3 separate regions of the Mus musculus genome follow, and regions 2 and 3 are each linked to region 1. A link is a loop called in an ENCODE intact Hi-C map of the cell type or tissue named here. Cell type or tissue: heart. All regions are shown on one strand. Each heading gives the region's core, and the rest is flanking DNA. Links, peaks and the distances in the headings are about the cores only.

Evidence for each region. A loop is a pair of places that touch in the nucleus more often than their neighbours do. Peaks named below come from ENCODE experiments on the same cell type or tissue, not always from the same donor. Only the 100,000 strongest peaks of a DNase experiment are listed, where the experiment ranks them.
Region 2: it touches region 1 in a loop (3-fold over the local background); 8 of 42 quality-filtered maps call a loop at or near these places.
Region 3: a loop joins it to region 1, with 2.6 times the contacts of the local background. A loop is called at or near these places in 5 of 42 quality-filtered maps.

What each region holds. Positions count from the first base shown.
Region 1 is chr7:104,442,310-104,450,042 of GRCm38, forward strand. It overlaps Trim30a (tripartite motif-containing 30A), which reads right to left and starts at 3,816. Exons shown (of 8, transcript NM_001357467.1): 1 at 3,595-3,816. In heart, for the core only: a CTCF peak has its summit at 3,864 (motif pointing right); DNase peaks (open chromatin) are centred at 3,872 and 4,032.
Region 2 is chr7:104,598,704-104,606,436 of GRCm38, forward strand. No RefSeq gene overlaps it. Among named protein-coding and RNA genes, the nearest start is that of Olfr655, 5.4 kb to the left of the region's middle. In heart, for the core only: a CTCF peak has its summit at 4,681 (motif pointing left); no DNase peak of the experiment used is centred there.
Region 3 is chr7:104,503,738-104,511,470 of GRCm38, forward strand. Trim30d (tripartite motif-containing 30D) reads right to left here and starts at 4,112. Exons shown (of 8, transcript NM_199146.2): 1 at 3,934-4,112. In heart, for the core only: a CTCF peak has its summit at 4,226 (motif pointing right); no DNase peak of the experiment used is centred there.

The sequences.
Region 1 (7,733 bases), core at 1,091-6,090:
ACAAATAACCATATTAAAAATGGGGTACAGAGATAAACAAAGAATTCTCAACTGAGAAAACTTGTATGACAGAGAAGCACCTAAATAAATGTTCAGTATCCTTAGTCATCAAGGAAATGCAAATCAAAACAACTCTGAGATTCCACCTCACATCTATCAAAAATAGCCAAGATCAAAAATTCAGGTGAGCTGGGCGGTGGTGGCACACACCTTTAAACCCAGCACTTGGGAGGTAGAGACAGGAGGATTTCTGAGTTCGAGGCCAGCCTGGTCTACAGAGTGCGTTCCAGGACAGCCAGAGCTCTACAGAGAGAAACCCTGTCTGGAAAAACAAAACAAAACAAAACAAAACAAAACAAAACAAAACAAAACAACAAAAAAAAGAACAAACCAAAAAAACCAAAAAAACAAAACCAGAAAAAAAAAAAACCCAAACAAGCAAACAAACAAAAACCTCAGGTGACAGCAGATGCTGGTGAGGATGTGGAGAAAGAGGAACACTCCTCCATTGCTGGTGGGATTGTAAACTGGTATACCCACTCTGGAAATCAGTTTGGTGGTTCCTCAGAAAATTAGACATGGTACTACCCGAGGACCCAGCTATACCTCTTCTGGGCATATACCCAGAAGATGCTCTAACATGTAATAAGAACACATGTTCCACTATGTTCATAGCACTATGTTCATAGCCAGAAGCTGGAAAGAACCCAGATGTCCTTCAACAGAGGAATGGATACAGAAAATGTGGTACATTTACACAATGGAATACTACTCAGCTACTAAAAACAATGAATTTATGAAATTCTTAGGCAAATGAATGGAACTAGAAAATATCATCTTGAGTGAGGTAACCAAATCACAAAAGAATGCACATGGTATGCACTCACTGATAAGTGGATATTAGCCCGGAAGCTCCGAATACCCAAAATACAGACCACATGAAACTCAAGAAGAAGGAAGAACAAAATGTGGATACTCTGGTCCTTCTTAGAAGGGGGAACAAAATACCCATGGGAAGAGATACAGAGACAATGTGTGGAGCAGAGACTTAAGGAAAGTCCATCCAGTTGCTGTTCCACCTGGGGATTCAGCCTATATACAGTTACCAAACCCAGACACTATTGTGGATGCCAACAAGTACTTGCTGAGAGGAGCCTGATATAGCTGTCTTTCTGTCAGTGCCTGAAAAATACAGAGGTGGATGCTCACAGCCAACAATTGGACTGAGCACAGAGTCGCTAATGGAGGAGTTAGAGAAAGGAAGCAAGGATCTGAAGGGGTTTGAGGCTCCATAGAAGGAACAAAAATATGAACCAACCAGTAGCTCCCGGGACTAAACCACTAACCAAAGAGTTCACATGGAGTGTCCCATGGCTCCAGCAGCATATGTAGCATTAATGGGAGGAGAGGCCGTTGGTCCTATGAAGAGTCAATGCTCCAATGTATGGGAATGCCAGGAGAGGGAAGTAGGAGTGGGTGGGTTGGTGAGCAAGGGAAAGGGGGATGGGATGGGGGTTTTTGGAGGGGAAGTGAGGAAAAGGCTAATAGTTGAAATGTACAAAATATCTAATAAAAAAAGGGTATACAAGATATAAGATACAATTTGCTAAACGCCTGAAACTCAAGAAGAATGAAGACCAAAGTGTGGACACTGTGCCCCTTCTTAGAATTGGGAACAAAACACCCATGGAAGGAGTTACAGAAACAAAGTTTGGAGCTGTGACGAAAGGATGGACCATCTAGAGACTGCCATATCCAGGGAACCACTCCACAATCAGCTTCCAAACGCTGACACCATTGCATACACTAGCAAAATTTTGCTGAAAGGACCCAGATATAGCTGTCTCTTGTGAGACTATGCCGGGGCCTAGCAAACACAGAAGTGGATGCTCACAGTCAGCTATTGGATGGATCACAGGGCTCCCAATGGAGGAGCTAGAGAAAGTACCCAAGGAGCTAAAGGGATCTGCAACCCTATAGGTCGAACAACAATATGAACTAACCAGTACCCCGGAGCTCTTGACTCTAGCTGCATATGTATCAAAAGATGGCCTAGTCGGCCATCACTGGAAAGAGGCCCATTGGACACACAAACTTTATATTCCCCAGTACAGGGGAACGCCAGGGCCAAAAAAAAAAATGGTAATGGGTGGGTAGGGGAGTGTGGGGGAGGGTATGGGGGGCTTTTGGGATAGCATTGGAAATGTAATTGAGGAAAATATGTAATAAAAAAAAGGGTATAAAAAGAATGAAGAGAGTTCAAAGAACTGATGCCATAGAAGAAATGGTCCTTTTCCAAATAGGCCTGGCAAATAAATTCTCTCATTTACAAAGTATCATTTTTTGAAGCAATTTGACACGTATCCCCTAGACGTTTCCACATTTAAAAACTGGACAACCCTAAAACATGCATTTTAATATCTCATAACATATGGTGGTTAAGAGAGTTAATTGCTATGTTCAGAAAACAGGTGTACACAACTGATTGAAAGCAAGACAGAGCAAAGGGAAAGGGGATGAATGGGCTCTTGAGAACCCTCAAGCCAACCTGGACACAGGAAGTCCTGACCTGTGTCTTCTGGAGTCTACATTAGTTTGGGTGAAGCCTGGATTCCCTGCTCCAAGTCCTTTCTTTTCTTTCATGGTTCTCAAGATCTCTAGATCTTTCTATCAGCAGACATTTTTCATTCTTTTATGTCATCAAATTCAATTAGGAGCTCTTGCTGTGCCTCCTAGGGCACTAATGTTCATGTGTAATCCCAGGAGCTGGGGAGGCTGACACAGAACAATTCCATGAGGTCAGCCTGGGATATACAGGAATTAAAAAGCTGTCACTTCTTGAGAGTGCTCCTTTGCTGTTCTCTCTCTGTCTCTCTGTTTCTTTCTGTTTCTCTCTATCTCATCCAATCTTCCTTTCACCCTATCCTCTGTCTCTTTCCTTGGGATTAAATTAGGAGCTGGTAGAAACTTGCAAGTGCTCCTCCAGCCCACTAATTGCACCCAAATTAGCTAAATAGATTTGGTCTTATTAGGTCCTTGGACTCTGGATCTTACTGTGTCGTCTTTCGTTGTATCCAGAATTACTAGTCTGGGGTGATCTAGATTCAGATACAGGACATATGGCATATGGGGAAGGGTAGGCAATGGTAATGATTTTAAAGTGACATTAGGAATTCCCTACAGACTTCAGGCTATTTTATAGTACAAGTACATTAATAGGAGGCTGCAAAGAGATCAAGACTTCCAATCACAGACAAAGATCAAAGGAAATAAGCCCTTAGAATCATGGGTAAATCTACTATTACTCAGAGAAATCTTAACCTTTTTTTTCAAACACCCCTCTGGCTATACTACTTCTTTGGAGGGAAATCAGTGTCTGTGTTGGAGCAGAAGATTCATGCTGCAACTCATAATTAAAGATTAGAAAAAAGACTGGAGTCTGTTTGGAAAAATAACGGACCTTTCCAGACAGGTCATAAGAGCTGTCTTCCTCAAGGCCACCCTGTCTCTGGCTCTCATCCCCATAATATTCAGCAGGAAGCCAGCAGTTCCCCCCCAACCTCTTCCTGCTTTTTAACTTCAACTTAAACTCACCAGAGCAAAGACTGTGTCTTCTTCTAAATTCCTCCAAACTCTGCAGTTGAAAATTGGCTCACACCTTCAGATACCAACCAAGAGACCCAGGATTTGTGGAGAGGAGCAAACACAGGCAAGAGTCTAAGTCCTGAGGATTCAGCCAACTGTGCTGGTCCTCTTGGGAGCCAGTAGAGAAATGAAAGTTAAGACTGTGAGGGCAGGAACTGAGAAAAAGAAACTAAAAACAACCAACCAGTGGGGTGGTACCCCATCAATATCTGAGGTTTTACCACCAGAGGGAGTCAGTTGCCTTAGGTCAGCTTTGCCTTCCAGTAACTTGGGACATTTTTTTTCAGAACTACAGAAACTTGTTATGTCACTTGTTCAGACTCATGATACAATCAACCAAAAAGTTCCTGACCCTCTGGGAATGTGGAAAGAAAGCCTTCCCCATGGGCTTCTCCTGCACTTGAGCTCCTGTTTTGGCTTTGCCTTGGTGGCAGGTGTGGCCTAAAGGGAAGGAAAAACAAGGCTAGGGACAGAAAGCTGCCGTGTTCCTCTGAGGTTGGAGCTGGACTCTTACCGGAAGAGAACAGGAAGGAAGTTGCAGTTCAGGGAGCTGCCACACAAGCAAGATTTCCCACCCATCAGGGACAGAATGGGGAGGAGTCATGTGCAGAGCCAGGCAGAAACACCTCACCACCCTCACAGCAGAGAGAGCAGTGAGCTGCAGAGGGCTCTCCAGTTGTTCCATGATGTCCCTCAGATTATGTATTCTGTAACTGAATAGACTTTGTCCCTTCACAGTGCCGAGCTGATCCATTCATTCATTTTCCCCTTTCCAGGAGTCCCTCTACAGGATGTTTCACAAGGTCCCATTTGATTTAGGATTTGTTTAAAGACCAGTACTACTGCTACACCATTCCCTGAATAAAAGGTGGAAATCTGTAGAGCTTCTCTGAGAGTAGTGTTTGCCTATCATTATAGAGTCTGATGGTGGACCCTCAGCACTGTACAAAATCAGGTGTGGTGGCTCCTGCATGTGATCTGTCTTAGTTACTCCGAACTGCTGGGATAAACACCATGACTGGGACAAGTTGTAAGGAAAGTGTTTCATTTGGGGCTCACAGTAGAGTTCATGACCACCACAGTAGGACACATGGCACCAGGCAGGGAGACAAGGTGCTGGAGCAGGAAATGAGAAGTCACACCTTGAGACACAAACTAGACAAGAGGCAGAGGCAGAGAGAAAATGTTGTTGTTGGTGGTCAGAATCTACTGAATCCTGAAAGCTTGCATCCATGCCATACCTTCTCTAATAATGCCACACTACCAATCTTCTTTTCTTTTCTTTTTTTTTTTTAAGGATTTTTTTTTTATTGGATAGTTTCTTTACTTACATTTCAAATGTTTTTCCCTTTCCAGGTCTTCCCTTCGGAAACCCCCTACTCCTACCTCTATGAAGGTGTTCCCCCTCCCCCACTCCTATCTTCCTGCCCTAGCATTGTCACATACTGATGCATCTAATATCCTCAGGCCCAAGGGTTACTCCTCCCACTGATGTCCAACAAGGCCATCCATCATCTGCCACATATGTGGACATAGCCATGGCTCCTTCCATGTGTACTCTTTGGTAGATGGTCCAGTTCCCAGGAGCTCTGGTGGTTCTGGCCCGTTGACACTCTTGTTCCCTCCATGAGGATGCAAACCCTGTCAGCTCTTTCAGTCCCTTCTCCAACTCCTACACTGAGGACCCTGCTCTCTGTCCAATGGTTGTCATTGAGCATCTGCCTCTGTATTTGTCAGTCTCTGGCAGAGTCTCTCAGGAGACAGCCTTATCAGTCTCCCATCAGAAAGCACTTCCTGCACACTCAATAGAGTCTGATTTTGGGGACTGTATATGGGATAGGTCCCCAGGTGGGGCAGTTTCTGAATGGCCTTTATCTCAGTTTCTGTTCCACACTTTGTCTCCATATGTCCTCCTGTGAGTATTTTGTTCCCCTTTCTAAGAAGCTCTGAAGCATCCACACTTTGGTCCTTCTTCTTAGGCTTCTTATGGGCAGGTCACTTCCCCCTTTATCATCTCCAGGACTGATGAGGCCATAGTTGCTATGATCCTGTGTCTGCCTGTCCTGACTTCTCACACTTCTGCACGGATGGCTGTGTGACAGGGATGGGGAAAAGGGTCAAGTAAGAAATGAAGGATCAGAATGAACCCTGTTCAGATGTCAAGGAAGGACCACAATGACAAGTTAAAAGAACAAAGAAAGATATGTGGAAGGAGGTTTGGTGACATAGCAAATAGTACTTTGTCATACTTCAGGTGCTGTACTTTTAGGTCACCCCAAATGACAGATTTCATGTATGGGGATGCTATCCCCCTTTTACTGAATAGTAGAAAGAATTTACTGTCAACATCCTTGTGTAGCCTCCCTTTTATCCTTCCCTGTCTTTCCCAGGCACCATCTTCAGTGTCCTAAGCACCAAACCTCTCATACCTCTGGCCACTCCTCTTCTATCAGGACTAGTCAGTGAGACTCACTCTGGTGCTCTTATTGCCAGTTTCTTACCAGAAAGAGCTGATGCTGACACGGAGTGTAAACACTCCCACGTCCTGATGCACATATGTATTGATTTCTCTGATTATTATCTAATAAAAGACTATGCATATATTTGTTCACATGGTTCCATTAATCCCTGTGCTAGATGTATAAAGATGGTCACTTAAGAGGGTCATTTGTCTTCAATACACTGAAAAGGTATGAAAATCATCCCATGGAGTCTTCTTTCATATGAACCTGTGTGGGGGCAGTGAGCTGCTCACAGTCAGACTGGTCTTAGTAGAACAAAGGTCTGGAACCCCAGGGACTGGATGGGTGGTGATTTCCACCTACATGGGATGGAAAGTATTTGGTCATGTCTCCTTAACCCCTGGCTCCTATTGAAATTACGGTCCCCACAGTCCCCGCAGAAGAGGTGTGTGTCTCTCTATCACTGGATAGTTGACTTCTTGTCGGCCCAGGCAGACCCAACTAGTGCAAAGTGTCTCAGAGTTACCGAGTGACCTGGAAGACATGGTGGAGACTTCATCTCCTTGCCTGCACTAGCTTCCCTTTGCCGAAACCCTTGCACAAGACCTGGCCAGAGATCTCCATGGAAAACCTCTGCTACCCAGGCCCACAGTTGGCTCCTGATGTGGGACTCTTATAGACACGACTGCACTGAATGGATACTGCAGGAAGGTGTGCTCCCCCTGCCCCCAGCTCTGGAAACAATTAATCTGTCTTTTCCTACTGTCCTTTCGGTCAGCGCCATTGCATGGATTTAGACAAACTAAAAGGGCAACTGAAGCCTGGCCAGAGCTACTCTCCGTTGTTGGCTGAAGGTCCCTCTGGCCTCTGTCTAAACCCCCGACAGCCCACAACAGGTGTTGGCAAAGACTCTCTATCTAACTTCTCCTTAAAACAAAAAGAAAACCTGGTAACGCAGCAGCCACTTAAAAGCCACAGGGCAGCTGCCAGTTCTTAAATCTGCAGGAAGGCTTAGCATTTTGACCTCTGTGGAATCCCCCAAAGCCAAATAGGCCAAGGGAACGTTCCCATTGGGCAAGTGCTTCTCATCTTTTCTATCATGGGCAACTTACCATCACATAAAAAATCACCCCAGGCCAGGGAAACACGCGCCCTACAAAAACCCTGAGGAATAAAGATAGCAAAAAAACAAACAAAAAAAAAAAAAACAAAAAATAACAACAAAAAAACAAAACAAAAACAAAAACAAAAACCAAACAACAACAACAACAAAAAACAAGCATTAGTGTTTTGGAAAGAAGTCTTTCAGATAGCACCATTCATGGCCAGTGATAATATTTATAGCCTGGACTCATGGATCAGAGTACTTCTCTCATCAAAAACAAAGATACCCTACAAGGAAAAACACCCTCCAGTGATTTTTTTCGCTAATCTTAGCTGCAATTAGGCAATGCATAGGGCCATCCAAAATAGGAAAGACTGATAGCAACACAGCTTCTGAGTCCCCTCAGTCAGATGAACCCAAAGATCAAGGTCCTAAAAACCACTCCATTTCAGATCTCACAGCCCTTACCCAATTAATAAGAGAAATAAAATCCATCTACCCATCCCTGCCTCCTTATGTCT
Region 2 (7,733 bases), core at 1,706-6,705, 160 kb after region 1:
AACACACATTCTAATTAGGCCTGACTACCTGTTTTATTTAATCCACAACTGTTCTTGTATAACTACACACAGACAAACAGGCATATACATATATACATTTGGTGAATGGAACTGAGCCCCAAATGCCATACACATACATTTGGAAGGATGGATGGTTGGGGCAGAGCTCCCCACAAGCCAACATCTTATTTCTATTCTTTGGCCTTTTTATAGGCAAAAGTTTTAGAAAGTTGCCTCATAGATAAAATGTTAAACAAAGGGGAGTTACAGAGGTATGTCAGTAGTAAGTTCAAAGCAGTGTTTTGTTCTATAAACTCATAAGTTCAAAACAAGTTTCACATGGCCTCATTTTATCATTGTGCACACCTTGCTTCCTTCCTTCCGTCCTTCCCTCCCTTCTCCTCCTCCTCCTCCTCCTCCTCCTCCTCCTCCTCCTCCTCCTCCTCCTCCTCCTCCTCCTCCTCCTCCTCCTCCTCCTCCTTCTTCTTCTTCTTCTTCTTCTCTCTCTCTCTCTCTCTCTCTCTCTCTCTCTCTCTCTCTCTCTCTCTCTCTCTCTCTTTCAAGACAGAGTTTCATCTGTGTAGCCCTAGCTGTCCTGGAACTATACCATGCTGGCTTCGAAATCACAGAGATCTACCTGCCTCTGTCTTCTAAGTGCTGGAACTAAGAGCATGCATCAGTACTGCCCAGCTCCATCTTTTTTTTTTCCCAAGAGCACAGACATTCAGTGTGAGCCTACAATCTCTGCTTATGTGCCTATATGTTGGGAGATTTAGTATTATGGTATAAAGTGATATTCATGAATTTTCTAAGTTGTTGAAGCCATGAGGTTGACTAATGGTTTTTAGAAGAAATAATATCACTTTGTGTGAAGAAAGAAAGGGAGGAAAGGACCAAATTCAAGAAAATCCTTGCCAGAAAAAAAATCACTATCACCAATATTTTGAACATATTAGAACGCCATGTGACATTCACTTAAAAAGGACTTTGCCTGCATAATAAGTAGATGTTGAAAATAGCTCATTCTGGGGCACGCCACAAACAATTCCAGATGAGGGTTGCTTAGGAGAATCTACATGTCCTGTGCAATACAAGAGATGCAATGGGGGCATTTATCTGACCATACGGCTTTGAACTGCTTTGTTATACTAGAAGCTCACTGATAAGATGTGGGAGTTATGTGACACCCTGGTAGGACTTTGCAACTCTGCGAATTTGCTGACACTGTCATTGGAGCAAACTGTACATCTGTAAGGACCTTACTTACTTTCTTCATGGAATAGAAACATAAACATTAAAGTAGTTTATTATAAATATTTTCTGCACAGTTCTTTTCTTGTAAAAATCATAGCTATAATGTCCTCTGACTAATATTATAGAATCTGAGTTTATCCAAAATTATTTCACCTTTTCTTTTATTGTTGCTGTTGTTGCTCTTATAGAATTATCAAAGATCTCCTAGCTTTTCATATAGTTATCTGACCCAAATTGACATTTACAACTAAAGTAATCTGGCATCACCCTTGCCTCCTGTATTTATTGCCTTACCTACTCATAAAATCAGTGCCTTTGTTGAAACTGAAACATTACACAGGATTAAAGTTGCCAGATTTTTGAATCTTTAAAATGATCTCTATTGATTATGAAGCCAAAGGACATGGAGAAAGAATGGCAATAATAGTATGGACATAGAACTGGGAAGTACTATTGAGAGGAAAAACATTATAGGCCATATTTTTCTGTTTTACCTTAAACTTCTTTTGGGCAAAGCAATGTGCTCAGGCCATAGACTGATTGTGCACAGTCAAATGAAGGGTGATTTTATGCATTTATTGTTTATAGACTGCAGATTGTAAAAGTAGTGTATGCATAAGATTTTGTTCTTCATTATGCTGCCCAAATCTGTACTTTCTTTCCTTTCCAAAGCCAGCCCCCAGAAAACTCATCAGCCTTCTGATCATTTATATGTCACAGAGCCACAAAGTGATTCACACCATTGCCATGGATTATAAACACTAAGAAGTGTAACAATTCTCATGCCTGGACCCAGACAACAGCCTCCAAATAAATATCCAGCATTGGAGCCTAGGAACTCTAGTCTCTAGAGCACCTGCGCTAATTCCCTGTGCTGTCATGTTGAGAATTACCAACCTAAGATAATGTGGTTCATGGTACATGAATCTAGGTCCCCCTTTTTTTCTACTTAAAAAAAAAACTCATTCTACTTTGTTTCTCTTTACCTGTTAGGTAAATTTACAGACAGTGACTACAAAGTTCAGTAAATGTTATAACTGAGATGGGCAAGAGGTTGTGGTGCTTGATGGGGAATTTTCTTGTACAGGGACAAAGAGAATTGTAAAGAACATTTGCTAGACTCTTAGGGGATCAGAGAACATTCTCTGTGTGTGAGAAAACATACAATATCTGAAAACTGTGATTTGTTTAGAAGATAGAAATGCAGTGTGGTCTTGCCTCCAACTCCATAGATCCCTGGGGGCAGGCTCATTATCGTTGATTGATAGCATGATTTCTATATCCCTTTATTAGTAAAACCATACCTTCCTCCATTTTTACCTTTTCTCTCTGCACAAACTATAGTTATTATTTTAAGCATAAATTAGCCCAATTTTTTGTTCTTTAAGAAGTTCTTTCCATTTAGCTCATACTTATTAAGTACTCACTACATAGCTGGATTTGTAAAATAATTATCCTGTCATAGTTTACATTTCTTTGTCATTAAAAATAATTTCTGGATTCTTGGACCTTTACTCTCTCACGCCTTAAATTTGCTGTTAACTCGTTCATCTTTCAGAAGGGATGGCAAAGGCTGCTGAATGGCTAGAACAGAAATGCTTGTTAAACAGGATTAATGCAGATATAGGTAGATATTGAGAGAAAGCAATTGAATCAAAAGAAAAGCAATTATATAAATTTTAAAATTAAAACTTACCTAGAAATATCCTAATACCTTCTTACAACCTACCTTGCTTTCAATAAGCAGAGCATTCCTACACGAGGGTCATAACTTGAATACGGTTTTTGTTTTCTACTGAGCTGGATAGAAAAGCACTCCCTCCCTGTATTTATTTCTGCAAGATGACATATAAGTTTTCTTTTTGCTATGAGCCAAGGATCTTTCATCATATAAAGGAAGTTTTGTAGTCTATGATTTCATCTTAGGAGAAATTTGAGGGTAGTGACAAGTCTTCAGAGACCAAGGAAAGAGAGAAGCACAGCATAGCTCATCAGAGAATACCACTGGGTGTTTTATTAGAAGCAGCATGTCTTGAAAAGCAGCCCCCAAAGGAAAATAAATTGTTGTGAGCATTCCCAGTTTCCATGTAATGTTAAGTTTTCATTGCTTACCACTTTCCCGAAGACAGGAACAGTGATGTTTTCACTCTAGGAAAACAAAGGTTCATTTAATAATTTGGATTTTTCAATTCAACTTTCTTCTTGTGATTTTTACCAAGCAATGTCGTTTTCACTTTTCAAATGACAGGAACTTGGCTGCAGTTCTTTTTGAAAATCTAAGTAATATTGGGGGAATTTTGCTTTTTTTCATTATTTTATTATTTGGCAGTGATTGGTTTATAAGAGAAGTTTTGTACCATAGGTAATGTCTAAAGTCCATTTCTGGGGAAAGACGGCTAGATCTGAGGGGCATATAAGAGATGGGATGGAAACCAAATACAGTGGAAACTGTTAAAAAAAATAAAGATAATTCTAATGAAGTCACCAAATAGTGAGGGAGATGGAGTCCCAACTGGCAGTCTCTTGTCACCTACTGAAGCTTCCAGTACCAGGACTATGTTACATCTACTTGAATTGTTGGCCAAAGGGAAATCTGCAAACAGTTCATGCTGTTGACGAAACAATAGGTTGCTCTCAACAGACAGCAAGACCCCAATGCTGAAGACAACACCCAAACAACTCATTGAACATGCAGAGGTCAAGCTGGTGCCTACATAGACCCTTTACACCTACATTCTAGTGTCTTTGGTATGATAGGCTACTCTGCAGGTTGTCAAAAGAGAAACATAAACAACAACCCAGCCACAAACCTTTAGATCTTTGTCCTGCCTGCAAAATATGTTAGTGATGATGGCCCTAAGCTTGTGGGAGTGAAGAACCAATGTCTGGTTTGAGTTAAGGCCCATTCCATGAGAGGGAATCCATACCCGTCACTGCTTGGGTGACTGAGAACCAGAGTCTAGAGAGCCCAGACTCATGCACCACGCCCTCTGCATGTATTATGGATTTCAGTTTAGCGTTATAATAGGACTATGGAGTGTTTGAATGAGTGGGTCTCTGATTCTTGTGCCTTATCTTAGGCTCTTTTCCTTTAGTTGATTTGCCTTGTCTAACTTTAATCTGATGGTTTTTGTTTTATCTTATATATATTTTTTGTCATGCTTGTTATCTCTTAGAAGCCTGTTCTTTTTTAATGAGACAAAAAGGGAGTGGAGCCAGAGGAAAGTAGAGATGGGGAGAGGGGCTGGGAGGATTAGAGGGAGGAGAAATTGTAATCAAGACCTATTGTATGAGAAAAGAATCTGTTCTCAATAGCAACAACAGCAACAACACTAATAATAGAGTGCTTTCTGCTCTTTGAGAGGATCTTTGAATCCTAGAACCACACGTGCCAGAGATGCTCCACGTGATCTGGCGCCATCTTCTGGCCTTAACTGGAATTGCATGCCTGAGGTGCACATTTATATAGGCTAGCAAAACACATACACATAATTAATTCAATAAATTATATTATTTATCATATTATTATAATATAACCCATATTGACTTAATAATACTATATTAATCACATATTAAAATACTCTAAAATAAAAATAATAGTTAATTTAAAAAATCTGGACTGAAGATCTGTGTGTGTGTGGTGTCTGTGTGTGTGTCTATGTGTGCACATCTTGTGTATGAGTTTTTAGATTATGATGTGGAATTGGGTGTGTGGAGAAATGGGACAGATCTTGGAGGAGGAAATCACAATAACAATATGTAGAGAAAGTATCTTGTGAATTGTATGAAAGCATCACCTATCAATTTCAAAAGCTACTATACTTTTGATTTAGACAGAAAATAGAGATAGTACATCCAGGAGAAAGAAAGGATTCTGAGATAGAGCCAGGAGGGGAATTCTCTGGGAAGATATAGCAGGTCAGATACATGGTAACTGAACACAGGTGACCAGCCACATGACAGAATATAGGTCAGAATAAATGGGATATTTTAAGTTATATCTAGTTAGAGAATAGCCTAGCTATATGGCCAAGGTTTTTGTAAATATATTTTGAGTCTCAATCATATTTCTGGGAGCATGGGGTTGGGAGGAAGAATCAAGGACTAACTTCTACAAAAATATATTGTCTGAAAAAACATTTTTTTTTAAATAAAAACCAAAACCCCAAACAAACAAAAAAGAGCACTTCCTGGTCTCTAGAGGACATGGGAGGGGTCCCTGCTCCCCTTCAGTAGGCTCGAAACAGTCTGTAGCTACATTTCCACTCAATTTTATGCTTTCTTCCGGTTTCTGTAGGCACCCCTGCTTCTACCCACATGAGGTAGGCACTCTCTGTGGTGGTGTAAATGAAAGTGGCCTCTACAAGTTCACGTACTTGAATGCTTGCTCCTCAGTTGCTAGAACTGTTTGGGAAACATTAGGAAAAGTTGCCTCGTTGGAAAAGGTGTGTCACTGGTGGTAGACTTTGAGGTTTCAAAAAGGATTGAAATTATAGAATAGTTTCGTAATTTTCACTCTATCTGAAGCTCGAGGACTACCTGTATTATTTAACTGGTTTAAAGTACACTAATTCTGTCAGTTAACTCTGTTATAATCTCACAAATGCCTATTGTAGAATTTAGTGGTTGAAAACCTTATTCTATAGTATAATATTGTTAGAACATGACATTGTCTCTTGTCAAATAAAGTAATTAAATTTTGTGGGTTTAAAAAAGTGAAGAAAGAAACAACTATTCTTAGATAAGTTTTTTATATAACTTTCATTATTTGTCAAATTCTGTGGAATTCTTGGTATTTAACTGAAATCATAATCAATTTTATAAATGTAAAATGTGAGATTATCTTTGTGAGACAGAATCTCACTGTGTAGCCCAAGATGACCTTGAACCCTTGGTAAGTTTACTGTCTAGGCCTTGTGAATGCTGGGTTACATGTGTACTTCTTCTACTTCTCACTTTTGGTTCCTCTATATCTAACCACATGTGCTTCTTATATTTTCTTTAAAAGTATACAATGACCTATGCTTCTACCAATTTTTCACTAAGTTTCAGTTAAGATCATATAGTCATGTCATATTTTCTGTGTTTGGCATGTTCCTCTTTCCCTCCTCTCCTCCCTTTTTAACTTTTCTCTCTTCCTGGTACAATGAAATAAATAAATTATTTAAGACTACTATCAGTTTTGGTTGCTTTACTCAATCTCTCTCTGTCTCTCTCTCTGTCTCTCTCTGCCTTTGTCTCTCTGTCTCTTTCACACCCAGACAAAACACATACCTACATACACACATACTTACAGAAGACACAGACACACCATAGATTGATTTAGACAGTTCTGAGGACTGGCTGGGCAAGCATTGAGATGCAAAGAACAGGCCGTCAGAAAGTAAAGACTACAAGAAGGCTGGGGATTTCCAGGCCTGGGATGAATCTAGTTTTTTATAGGAATTGGTCTCTTTTTCTAAGGGAAGCTTTAACTTCCTCTCATGCTCTTCCCTCTGATTATTCAGGACTAAATGGCCAACTCCTAATTTAAAATCATCTAATTAGGATGCTCTAGTATATCTATGGAGTCCCATTTGCAACAGCACCAAATTTGGTATTTGAGCAAATAGAACTTGTGTGTATTTTCTGTTACAGGAGGATACCTCAACTAGTCCTTTTATATGAAATCACACTAGAGATCAGATTCTAAGAAACTCAGTCCAGCCTTGTGAAGTTGACCTGCCATGGAGATGCTAATTCCATCTTGGAATATGCTACCCAAGACTTTCCTCAGAACTTGATGAGTAGACTTGTTCATGGAGGATGAGAGAAAGAGTTTCAAAGTCCATTTCTGAGCAGAGCTTGTGATATCAGGACTTGAGAAGTTGAGGCCGAATAATCTAGAGTTCAATTGCAACTTAGCTATGTAGCTAATTCCAGACCAACCTAGGTAGCATAGTGAGATCTTAGCTCAAACAAACAACAAATCACCTAAATCATATTTTCTTTCTTCCCCTTCTCGCTTCTATTATTGCTTTAATTATTAGCAATGAAGTGGATTAAACCTAGCCCTAGAGAGGGAAGCAAATTTGGGATAAAGCTCTGGGAAATGAAAGTTTCTCAGGCAGATTTTTAAGGTATTTCACTCTAGATTTTTAAGCTATTTCACTAAAACTGATTGTTACTCTGCTCTCTTAAATACAGCAAGAGCGGATCTAGAAAGCAGTTGTGGAGGAACACCCAGTCGCTGTTTGTCTGAAATGTTCATTGGCTTAGGGTAGTGGCTCTATACGTGCCAGCACTGGAGGGAGCAAGATCAAAGCACTTGGAAACTTCTTAGAAAAGAAAATTTGGGGAGGGCTCTGCCTGAGCAGGTGGGGGAGCCATCTTGGGTTCTGGATCCCTCAGAGACTAGTCTGCACAGGTGAGAGTACAGGCTACAGAAGCCACAGAGCTTCTGGGACAGGCAGAGGCAACAGCTTCTGGAACAGGCCCTG
Region 3 (7,733 bases), core at 1,706-6,705, 62 kb after region 1:
TCATCTTGATCCTGATTCAACTTTGGTACCTGGTATCTGTCCAGAAATTTGTCCATTTCGTCCAGGTTTTCCAGTTTTGTTGAGTATAGCCTTTTGTAGAAGGATCTGATGGTGTTTTGGATTTCTTCAGGATCTGTTGTTATGTCTCCCTTTTCATTTCTGATTTTGTTAATTAGGATTTTGTCCCTGTGCCCTCTAGTGAGTTAAGATAAGGGTTTATCTATCTTGTTGATTTTCTCAAAGAACCAACTCCTTGTTTGGTTAATTCTATGAATAGTTCTTCTTGTTTCCACTTGGTTGATTTCACCCCTGAATTTAATTATTTCCTGCCATCTACTCCTTTTGGGTGAATTTGCTTCCTTTTTTTCTAGAGCTTTTAGATGTGTTGTCAAGCTGCTAGTATGTGCTCTCTCCCGTTTCTTCTTGGAGGCACTCAGAGCTATGAGTTTCCCTCGTAGAAATGCTTTCATTGTGTCCCATAGGTTTGGGTACGTTGTGGCTTCATTTTCATTAAACTCTAAAAAGTCTTTAATTTCTTTCTTTATTCCTTCCTTGACCAAGTTATCATTGAGAAGAGTGTTGTTCAGTTTCCACGTGAATGTTGGCTTTCCATTATTTATGTTGTTATTGAAGATCAGCCTTAGTGCATGGTGATCTGATAGGATACATGGGACAATTTCAATATTTTTGTATCTTGGACACTATTTTTTGATAAATAAACTGAAACTACAAATGTGGAAAAAAGTCATTTTAAACAAATGGTTGCAGCCCAATGATGTCTAGATGTAAAAGAATGCAAATAGATACATATTCATCACACTGGACAAAATTCAATTCCAATTGGATCAAGGACCTCAGGATAAAACCCACCACACTAAATTTCATAGAAGAGAAAGTGGACAATAATCTTGAACACATTGGTACAGAAGTCAATTTACTGAACAAAACACCAATGGCTTAGACTCCATGATCAACTATTTATAAATGGGACCTCATGAAATGGCAAAGTTTCTGTCGTGTAAAGAACACAGTTAACGGCAGCCTACAAAATGTTAAAGGTTCTTCATTAACCTTACATTTGACAGAGGGCTCATATGCAAAACTTATAATGTATTCATGAAGGCAAACTCTAACAACCTAAATGAAACAATTAAAAAATGTGTCCAGAGCTAAACAGTGAGTTCTCAACAGAGGAATCTTGAATGGCCAGAGAAGTACTTTAATAAATGTTTCAAATTCTTAGTCATTAGAGAAATGCAAATAAAAAAAAATAAGGTTTCATCTTATACCCATCAGAATGGTTAAGATAAAAAATTCAACAGTTAGCACATGCTGGTGAGAATGTGGAGCAAGGTGGACACTCCTCCATTGCTGGTGGGAGTACAAAGTTGTACAACCACTTTGGCAATCAATTTGGTGGTTTCTCATAAAACTGGGAATAGTTCTATCTGAAGACCTACCTACTGCTTCTGGGCATATATCCAAAAATGCTCCACCATCCCACAGCGACATTTGCTTGAGTATATTTATAGCAGCTTTATATGTGATACCCAGAAACCAAAAACAACCTAGATGAACCACAACTGAAGAATGAATAAAGAAAATATGATACATTTATACAATGGAATGCTACTCAGCTATGAAAAACAAAGATATCATGATTTTTTTAGATAAATGGGTGGAATTTGAGAATATCATTCTGAGTGAGGTACTCTGGTCCCCAAAGGACAGGCATGGTATGTACTCACTATTCACTGATATTAGCCATAAAATTTAGGATATCCATGCCATATTCCACAGACCCAAAGAAGCTAAACAAGAAGGAAGGCACATGGGAAGATGCTTGATTCTCACTTAGGTGGGAGAATCAAATAGTCATAATAGGTAGATGGAGGCAGGGAACTGGATAGGAGAGAGATGAATAGGGAAACTGAAGGGTTCAGGATGTGGTGTGGGGAGGAGAGGAGGATGGGTAGATGACCATGAAAATGAAAAGAAATCTGCAACTGACAGGGTGGATAGGTATGGGGCATCTCTAAGAAGAGACAGAGACCAGGGAGAAGGTAGGTGCCCTAGTATCTTTGTGAGTGCCTTAGCTGTGTGTGACTCATAGCACTGGGGATATGAAACCTGAAGAATCTACTTCTTGTAGCCAAACAGGAACCCCAGTGGAGTGATAGGGACACCAACCCACCCACAAAACTTCTGACGCAAAATTTGTCCTGTCTATGAGAAATTTATGATAGGGCCTTGGTTTAATGGATTCCTAAATAACGTGGGAATTTCCATGTTTGCTTCTAAGATGCTGCAGGTCCCTGCACCCAATTGGTTTTGATTGGTAAATAAAGATTCCAGAGTCCAATCGTTGGGGATAGAGAGATCAAACAGGGACCTTAGATTTTCTAGGAACTTGGAGAGGGGGAGGAGACAAGACCTCCAGGAGAGAAAGCCAACAAGTAGCATAAGAATTCCTGTAAGTGCCCATCAGGGCTATTCCTCCAGTTAGGTCTGGGATAGCAGAGATGAAATCTTCATTTAACAAGTTGAGCCAAGAATACCAGAGGGGAGTTTGTGTGCTGGGGGAGGAATAGAACTGTCCAGCCTTTGAGCTAATCAAGGCATATGAAAATTAATCTAGTTTTTGTGTGTCTTTTTGGGAGTGGGTTTGTGTGTGTCTTTCATTTGAGAATCCAGAGAGCACTGGAGTGGGTGTAGCATGTGCTCAACCTGTAGGGAGCCAAAGCAGTTTGTTCGTTTTTTTTTTTTTTTTCTTTTTCTTTTAGACAGTGTTTCTCTGTATAGCCCTGGCTGTCCTGGAACTCACTTTGTAGACCACGGTAGCCTCCAACTCAGAAATCCACCTGCCTCTGCCTCCCAAGTGCTGGGATTGAAGGTTTGAGCCACCACTTCCGGCATGAGTGGACTCTTTACAGCCCTCAAACCAACCTGGACACTGGAAGGCTTGACCTGTGTCTTCTGGTGTCTAAATTAGCTTGGGGGAAGCCTGGATTCTCTGCTCCAACTGCCTTCTTTTCTTTCATGGTTCTCAAGATCTCTAGATCTTTCTATTAGCAGACATCTTTGATTCTTTTATGTCATTAAGCTCAATTAAGAGGCCATGCTGTTTCTCCTGGGGTTAATGTACACTTGTAATCTCAGCTGCTGGGGAGGTCGACACAGGGCAATTCCATGAGGTCAGCCTGGGTTGGGCACTTCTGGAGAGTGCTTTACCAGTGTTGTTCTCTCCTCCCTCCCTCTCCCTCTCCCTCTCTCTCTCTCTCCCCCTCCCCCTCCCCCTCTCCCTCTCTTGTCCAATCCTCCTTTTACCCCATCCACTGTCTCTTTCGTTGGGATTAAATTAGGGTCTTGTACAAACATGCAAGTGCTCCTCCAATGCACTAAATGCACCTCAATAAATTACACCTCCTGGATATTTCTTCTTCTTTAGATTAGGTTTTATGACCCAAGGACAAGGGCAGGCTATGGTACTGACTTTTAAGTGACATTAGGGATTCTCTACAGACTTTGGACTGTTTCATAGTACAAGTACATTAATAGGAAGCTACACAGAGATCAAGAATTCCTATCACAGAGACAGCAGCATAGAGAACGAGCCCTTAGAATCATGTGTAAAGCCACTATTACTCAAAGAAATCTTAAAGTTTTGCTTTCATACACTCCTTTGGCTGTACTTCTTCTATTTAGGGAGACCAAAGTCTGTCTTGGAGCAGAAGGTTCATGATGCAAATCATAATTAAAGATTAGAAAAGTCTGAAATATGTTTGGTACAACAACTGGACATCTCCTAACATACTATGAGAGCTGTCTTCCTTTAGGCCACCCTGTCTCTGGCTCTCATCCCACAATACTCAGCAGGAAGCCAGCAGTTCCCCTCCAACACCCTCCTGCTTTTTAACTCCAACTTAAACTCACCAGAGCAAAGACTGTGCCTTCTTCTAAATTTCTTCAAACTCTGCAGTTGAAAATTGGCTCACACCTTCAGATACCAACCAAGAGACCCAGGATTTGTGGAGAGGAACAAATACAGGCCAGAGTCTAAGTCCTGATGATTCAGCCAACTGTGCTGCTCCTCTGAAGAGCCAGTAGAGAAATGAAAGTTAAAACTTTGAGGGCAGGAACTGAGAAAAAGAAACTAAAGAACTACCAACCAATGGGGTGGTACCTCATCATTAACTGGAGTTTTACCACCAGAGGGAGTCAGTTGCCTTGGGTCAGCTCTGTCTTTCAGGAGCTTGGGACATTTTCAGAGCTTCAGGAACTTGTTGTGTCACTTGTTCAGACTCATGATACAATCAATAAAAAAAGTTCCTGACCGTGTATAAATATGGAATGAGAGCCTTTCCCATGTGGGCTTCTCCTGCACCTGAGCTCCTGTACTGGCTTTGCCTTGGTGGCAAGTGTGACATAAAGGTAAAAATAAACAGGGCTAGGAACAGAAAACTGCAGTGTTTCTCCAAGGTTGGAGCTGGACTCTTACAGAATGACAACAGGAAGGAAGTTGCAGTTCAGGGAAGCTGCCACACAAGCAAGATTTTGAACCATCAGGGATAGGATGGGAAGGAGTCATGTGCAGAGACAGGTAGAAACACCTCACCACCCTCACAGCAGAGAGAGTAGTGAGGTGTCGAGCGCTCTCCAGCTGCCCCATGGTCTCCTCCAGATTATGTATTCTGTGGCTGAATAGACTTTGTCCTTTCACAGTGTTGATCTGATCCATCCATTCATTTCTCCCTTCCAGAAGTCCCCCACCAGAATGTTTTACAAGGTCCCATTTGCTTTAGGATTTGTAATAAAGACCAGTACTACTGCTAAACCATTCCCCGAGTAGAGGGTAGAAATGTGTAGGGCTTTGAATGGGCTTCTCTGAGAGTAGTCTTTGCCTATCATTATGGAGGCCAATGGTGTTCCTTCAGCACTGTACAAAATCAGGTGTGGTGGCTCCTGCATGTGGTCTGTCTTAGTTACTCTTCTACTGCTGTGATAAATACCATGACTGGGACAAGTTGTAAGGAAAGTGTTTCATTTGGGGCTCACAGTAGAGTTCATGACCACCACAGTGGGGCATAGGACACCAGGCAGGGAGACAGGGTGCTGGAGCAGGAATTGAGAAGTCACAACTTGAGATACAAACTAGACACAAACCCGAGGCAGAGAGAGAATGTTGTTGTTGGTGGCCAGAATTTACTGAATCCTGAAAGCTTGCACCCATGCCATACCTTCTCCAATAATGCCACACTCCTAATCTTATTTTCTTTTTTTTTAAGGATTTTTTTAATTGGATATTTTCTTTACTTACATTTCAAATATTTTTTCCTTTCTAGGTCTTCCCTTCGGAAACCCCTATCCCATTCCCCCCTCCCCCTGCCTTTATGAAGGTGCTCCTCCCCACCCACTCCCATTTTCCTGCCCTAGTATTTTCTTTTTTTTTTCCATTTTTATTAGGTATTTAGCTCATTTACATTTCCAATGCTATACCAAAAGTCCCCCATACCCACCCACCCCCACTCCCCTACCCACCCACTCCCCCTTTTTGGCCCTGGCATTCCCCTGTACTGGGGCATATAAAGTTTGCGTGTCCAATGGGCCTCTCTTTCCAGTGATGGCCGACTAGGCCATCTTTTGATACATATGCAGCTAGAGTCAAGAGCTCCGGGGTACTGGTTAGTTCATAATGTTGTTCCGCCTATAGGGTTGCAGATCCCTTTAGCTCCTTGGCTACTTTCTCTAGCTCCTCCATTGGGAGCCCTGTGATCCATCCATTAGCTGACTGTGAGCATCCATTTCTGTGTTTGCTAGGCCCCGGCATAGTCTCACAAGAGACAGCTACATCTGGGTCCTTTCGATAAAATCTTGCTAGTTTATGCAATGGTGTCAGCATTTGGATGCTGATTATGGGGTGGATCCCTGGATATGGAAGTCTCTACATGGACCATCCTTTCATCTCAGCTCCAAACTTTGTCTCTGTAACTCCTTCCAAGGGTGTTTTGTTCCCACTTCTAAGGAGGGGCATAGTGTCCACACTTCAGTCTTCATTTTTCTTGGGTTTCATGTGTTTAGGAAATTGTATCTTATATCTTGGGTATCCTAGGTTTTGGGCTAATATCCACTTATCAGTGAGTACATATTGTGTGTGTTCCTTTGTGAGTGAACTACCTCACTCAGGATGATATTTTCAAATTCCATTCATTTGCCTGAAAATTTCATGAATTGATTATTTTAATAGATGAATAGTATTCTGTTGTGTAAATGTACCATATATTGGACAAGCCTGTGAGCACAGATGAGACCATCACTTCTGCTCAGGGGGGCCCACCTGGAGACCTCAGTATACAGTACTGAGGAGCAGCTTGTGACAAGATTCTTCTGGTTTTTATCAGCACCTGGAGCTCATCCTGTGCCATGGCTCTCCATGCCAAAATTCCTCCCAGAGAAAACTTGTCTCCCCAAAATACTGACACACTGGCTTGCAGAAGGGACAAGACACAGTCAGATACAGCAAGATCAGCTAACACCAGAGAAAAACAGATGGTGAAAGGCAAGGTCAAGAATATAAGCAACAGAAACCAATGCTATTTAGCATCTTCAGAATCCAGTTCTCCCACCACAGGAGACTTTGTTACCTCAACACACCACCTCAACACACCAGGAATGTAAGACTCTGACTTAAAATCACATCTGATTATGATGACAGAGAACTTTATGAAGGACACAAATAACTCCATTAAAGAAATACAGGAGACCACAGGTAATCAGCTAAGATCCCTTAAAGAAATAACACAAGGTCCTGTCAGCAAAATCTGTCTGGCCATAATAAAGCTCTCTCTTGTGAGGCTATGCCAGTGCCTAGCAAATACAGAAGTGGATGTTCACAGTCATCTATTGGATGAAACACAGGGCCCCCAATGAAGGAGCTAGAGAAGTACCCAAGGAGCTAAATGGGTCTGCAACCCTATACAAGGAATAACAATATGAACTAATCAGTAACCCCCCCCCCCCAGAGCTGTGTTTCTAGTTGCCTATGTAGCAGGGGATGGCCTAGTTGGCCATCAATTGGAGGAGAGGTCCTTGGTTTTGCGAAGATCATATGCCTCAGTACAGGAGTATGCCAGGGCCAGGAAACAGAAGTGGGTGGGTTGGGGAGCAGGGCAGGCGAAGGATATAGAGGGCTTTGGGGATAGCATTTGAAATGTAAATGAAGAAAATATCTAATAAAAATATTTAAAAAAAAATCTTGGCTTAAAGGGATGAAAAACAAAAAGTAACACAAGATTCGCCCTTATAGTCAGTGCCAGCTCCGGGCCACCTTGGGCACGAACTTGTCAGATGGTCTCATGGTCCCCAAAGGATCTTTGGATCACTGGTAAGTGGAATGCAACATCTGTTCCAAAACAATCGTGAGTGGCCTGTGAGAGCAGAAGCAAGGACACAGGAGCCCTGCCTGACCAATGGTGTGGGTTCCCTTCTGGTGGGTGCTGTTATACCTTAGTTTTGGACACAGTAGACATCCCGTGGTCCTCAGAGGAGACACCACTTCCAGGTGCTGTAATACGCTCATGATCTTAGGATTCCAGGATACCAGGTTACCAGGAGCTTGGTCACACGAGGATCTCAGGGTAACAGAGGAAGCTTGACTGCCAAGAACTCTGACACACCCAAAATCTCAGGTTCCTAGGATCCTGGAATCACAGGATCACAGAGAAAGCTGGACTCCG